Regions from separate parts of the Homo sapiens genome. Here region 2 is linked to region 1. The links are chromatin loops, found by intact Hi-C in ENCODE. Cell type or tissue: dorsolateral prefrontal cortex. All regions are shown on one strand.

Region 1 (2,500 bases):
CCAGGGCCAGGACCTGAGGCTCTCTCCTCCCTCAGGACCTGGGAAGGATGCATCTGAGCTTCTTCCTTACTGGCGACTGTGGTGGTGGCTTGCTCCTCTGTCCCCTCATCTGTCCCAGCAGGGGCAAGTATGCAACACACAGAACAGGGCTTGCTGACCATGTGTACTTCATGCCAGACACACGGCTAGATTTCCCCCACAATCTCCTACTTCCGGCAACGGCATCTGATTTGGGACAGCAGCCCCATGGCAGCCAGTACTGACAACGGTGAGCAAGGGTGGAGGAACTGTAGCTTCCCCCAGATTAGTCCAACCCAAGGAAGCTGCTGGCCGTACTGTGGAAAACCCAGGGCTGGTACAGGCCAGGGTCACTACAGACTATTTCTCTCTCCACTCACAGTCACATCCTGGGAACAAAGATGGGGTCCCTGCCCTCCAGGAGTTTATGGTCCAGTTGCCTTGGAGCCCAGTGAATGCTCTGCTAGAGAGAAAACACAGAAGCTAAGGGCACACTGAGGAGAGACTCAGAGAAGTCTTCCTGGAGGACAGGACTTAAAGTGAACCTTGACGATAACTGAGGGGCCTGGAGGAAGGGTGGGATGGGGAGCTTAGATGTGTGGGGAAGACCCCAACCCCCATCAGCCCTTTTCTCAGGCCTCAGAACGGTCCGCTCCCCCTTCTCCCACTGCCCGCTTCCTTCCCACTCATCTGAGCCAAACTTCCTTCCCAGCTTTGCCTCTCCTGAGCCAAACCTCCACCTCAGCCAGGGTTCCATTTCCTCGTCCTCCTCCCTCCTCTTCCTCTGAAGGTGCCCATCCTCTCATCTCCTTGACTCTTTCCTCTCAGCCCAAAAACCTGCTCCATTGCATCCAGCCTGAAAATCCCTCCTTAAGCCAGCACCTGCCTCTGCTTTCCTTCTCCACAGAACTATTGAGCAAATGAGCTACATTTGCCATCACCACCTCCTTCTCTCCTACTCAACTGTACAATCTGGTTTTTGCTGGCAAATGCTCTGTGCTCCTTAAAGTCCCCAACAATCACCCCATTGCCAAATTCCTCAAACAAACAAGCTGTGTTCAGCCAGGCCTCCAAGCCACTGCCCATGCTGTTCCCTCTTGTACCTCTGTACCTTTTCCACTTGGCAAACTCTGACCCAGCCTCCAAGCTGCCCCCAGACGTGCTATAGTGTGGGTACTTCCCTGGCCACCAACACCTGTTCCCATCCCTGAGAGAAGTCCCTCTGCTGAGCTCCCACAGCACTGACACACACATATCCATTGTTACACTGTCCATTACAGCAGCTGCCAGCTGGTCTAGAATGAGTGTTATTGCTGACAACAGCAGCAACCATTGTGTGAGTCTCTCTAGGCGCCAAGGACCATCCATCATCGTGTGTGATCCTGCAAGCAGTCGCACAAGGCAGGTGACTCAGAGACAATGTCACAGGGCCATGGCCTTCCTACCAGGCAGCACTGGCATCTGACTGGGAACCAGACTCAGAAATCAGTTGTTTATACATTAGTCTTCTCACATCAGACCTACGTGAATTCTTTTAGCGCACAAGTCATATTTTATTCATCTTTGTGACATCAGGACTTCACATGGCCTGGCACACTGCTGAGTCTCAGCACACATTTATCAGACTGTGGCTGGCTGCAGCATCCAGAACTGGCTTGGCCCCTACACTGGCCTATAACTAGGGGCTGCTGAGGAATACACGGAGGAAACCACTGAGATGAGGCAGGATGAACGCCAGGGAAAATCTGTGAATTATAAGAGCTACTGTATCAACATGGGGAAAGGGCTCCTCCGGGCCCAGTGTGGGCCAGCCTCCAGTAGGGTGGCTACAATGCAGAGGAGGCCCTAGAAACTGCCAGTCACCTCTAATCAGGGCCCAAAGCCTAATTCAGCATGCGTTGGGGGTCTGCTGCAGTGTTTCCCCTCTGCCCAAAACTAAAACTCATGTTAGAGGAAACCCTGAGCCTCTTTCTCTGAAGGCACAGCTGCCTCAGGAGGGGCAGGCAGGTGCTGTCTTGTCAGGGATCGGATCTTGGGCCCACTGCAGCGAAGGAGACATGTCTGTACCAATTATCACCAAAATCTAAGAGTAGGATAATAAATATATTTGGTTTTTGTCCCCCAGTTCTCATCACAGAGCAGCTAAAACCCTTGGAATTTCCTTAAGGTCAGAAGTATCTTCAGTTATGTATAACAAGCCCCTTTCCACAACACCTGAGCTTATGCTAATGTGATAATCTGGGAGAGACTAAGGATTGGGCCAGTCACCAGAGACACCAAGTGATTAGAGGATTAGAGGACTGGAAATATCAGCGCCATCCACCAACCTCCAGGAAAGTGGGGGTGGGTATGTAGGACATAGAGTGGGGGCTCTGAGATCAAGCTCTATAAAAACTCTTGGATAACAGGATTTGATGAGTTTCTCTAGCTACTGGGAGGGTGAAGGCCAGGAGAGGGCAGGGAAGTTCCAATACCACCATTC
Region 2 (2,500 bases), 470 kb after region 1:
CCTTTTGAGTACTAGCCATCTTAATGAGTGTGAAATGACATCTCATAGTTTTTATTTGCATTTCATTAACAGCTAGTGATGTTCAGCATATTTTCATGTGTTTATTGGTTATTTGTATATCTTATTTGGAGAAATACCTGTTCAGTTCCTTTGCCCATTTTTTAAATTGGGCTGGATTTTTTTGTTGTTGAGTTGTGGGAATTCCTTATATGTTTTTGATATTAACTCTTAATCCGGTATATGGTTTGCAAATATTCTCCCATTATGAGGGTTGGCTTTTTACTATTCATAGCGTCCTTTAATGCTCAAAATGTTTTAATTTTTATAAAGTCCAGTTTTTTTGTTGTTGTTAACTGTGCTTTTGGTGTCATATCCAAGAAAATATTACCAAATCCAGTGTCATAAAGGTATTCCCCTATGTTTTCTTCTAAGAGTTTTATGTTTTATGTTTAGGTCTTTGACCCATTTTTTTTTTTTTTTTTTTTTTTTTTTTTTTTTTTTTTTGAGACGGAGTCTCGCTCTGTCGCCCAGGTCGGACTGCGGACTGCAGTGGCGCAATCTCGGCTCACTGCAAGCTCCGCTTCCCGGGTTCACGCCATTCTCCTGCCTCAGCCTCCCGAGTAGCTGGGACTACAGGCGCCCGCCACCGCGCCCGGCTAATTTTTTGTATTTTTAGTAGAGACGGGGTTTCACCTTGTTAGCCAGGATGGTCTTGATCTCCTGACCTCATGATCCACCCGCCTCGGCCTCCCAAAGTGCTGGGATTACAGGCGTGAGCCACCGCGCCCGGCCGACCCATTTTGAGTTAATATTTATATATGGTATAAACTAAGGGTCTAACCTTATTCTTTTTCATGCCCCATTTCTTTCTTGATTTTATTTCTTTTATAAAGTCCTAAACTTACTATCTTTTTATTATCCAGGAAGTTGGGATAAAAGATCTTAAACTGCCTTTTTACATCTTCCTGAGATCTAACAGCAAAGTCACATATGAAGTTCATGCTGGTGGATGCCTTTTATCACAGTATCATTCATAACCTGGGTGAGGGGTATCCCATAATGGAGTTCATTTATGTCCTCATACAACCAGAACCGTACTGTCTGCATCCACAGCATTTCTGTAGCTTCAGGAGGCACTGACTATGTGATGAGGGAGGGGCAGGACAGTTGCCCATATCTAGATACATATGATAGGCCCCTCCCTTCATCCATTTTAATAAACTAGGGGTTTCCCTGCAAACCTTTCTCACTCAGCAATATTCAAAATGAGAGATACTGTTCTTTGATCTAAAATTCTCAGGAACCATTTTTAAAGAGTTCCTCAGGGTATTGCATGTAATAGTCTAGAAAATGGCTCATTTTCTTCACTGAATAGCCCCTTATGTCCATGGTTTTTTACCCATCGCTGTCAACTTGCCACTCGAATTATTTTAGCTGTGGTTGGTCTCAGCTGACTCATCAAAAAAATGATAGTAGCCCAGTTTCTTTGGGTTAGAGCTCCATCTGTTGATCAAAAAGAAGCTCATCTAAAAGAGATTCTGAGCTTACTTTCAGCCAGCACTGAAGGCACTAACCAAACTATTGAATATTTAGCAGACCTACCAGCGATTCAGAATTCCCTCCCAATCCATTTTGCTAGCTCGTGAAGTTCAGGGTCTATCATTTCCACATTCCATGATTTCAAAGCATGTGCCATATCAAACCAAGGATGAATTTTTTTAAAAATGAGTCAGTTCTGCTGGGACAGATGGATATCCATATGCAAAAGAATGAAGTTGTGCCCGGGCACAGTGGCTCACACCTGTAATCCCAGCATTTTGGGAGGCCAAGGTAGGTGGATCACGAGGTCAAGAGATAAGACCATCCTGGCCAACATGGTGATACCTCATCTCTACTAAAAATACAAAAATTAGCTGGATGTGGTGGTGGGCGCCTGTAATCCCAGCTACTTGGGAGGCTGAGACAGGAGAATTGCTTGAACCTGGGAGGTGGAGGTTGCAGTGAGCGGAGATCACGCTACTGCACTCCAGCCTGGTGACAGAGCGAGACTCTATCTCAAAAAAAAAAAAAAAAAAAAGGAATGAAGTTGTACCCCTACTTCACACCTTATCTAAAAATTAACTTAATTAGCCAGGTGTGGTGGCATATGCCTGTAATCCCGAATACTCGGGAGGCAGTCTCCCTTTGTTCCCAGGCTGCACTGTGGTGATAGGAGAATCACTTGAACCTAGGAGGCGGAGATTGCAGTGAGCCAAGATTACACCACTGCATTCCAGCCTGGGCAACAGAGCAAGACTCTATCTCACAAATTAAATAAATACATAAATAAAATGGATCAGTGACCTAAACTTAAGAGCTCAAATTATAAAACTATTAGGAAAAAACATAAGGGTGAATCTTCATGACCTTAGATTTGCCAAAGGATTCTTAAAGATGATACCGAAAGCACAGGCAACAAAAGAAAAAGTAGATAAATTAGAATTTATCAATGTTTAAAACT

Evidence for each region. A loop is a pair of places that touch in the nucleus more often than their neighbours do. Peaks named below come from ENCODE experiments on the same cell type or tissue, not always from the same donor. Only the 100,000 strongest peaks of a DNase experiment are listed, where the experiment ranks them.
Region 2: it touches region 1 in a loop (2.5-fold over the local background); 17 of 110 quality-filtered maps call a loop at or near these places.

The regions. Positions count from the first base shown.
Region 1 is chr22:40,425,508-40,428,007 of GRCh38, forward strand. All of the region lies in intron 7 of MRTFA (myocardin related transcription factor A), which reads right to left. Among named protein-coding and RNA genes, the nearest start is that of SGSM3, 56 kb to the left of the region's middle. In dorsolateral prefrontal cortex, no CTCF peak of the experiment used is centred here; a DNase peak (open chromatin) is centred at 1,354; H3K4me3 peaks cover 965 bases; H3K27ac peaks cover 2,500 bases.
Region 2 is chr22:40,897,761-40,900,260 of GRCh38, forward strand. The region is part of intron 4 of XPNPEP3 (X-prolyl aminopeptidase 3); the gene reads left to right. Among named protein-coding and RNA genes, the nearest start is that of DNAJB7, 37 kb to the left of the region's middle. In dorsolateral prefrontal cortex, CTCF peaks have their summits at 1,488 and 1,689; no DNase peak of the experiment used is centred here; H3K4me3 peaks cover 363 bases.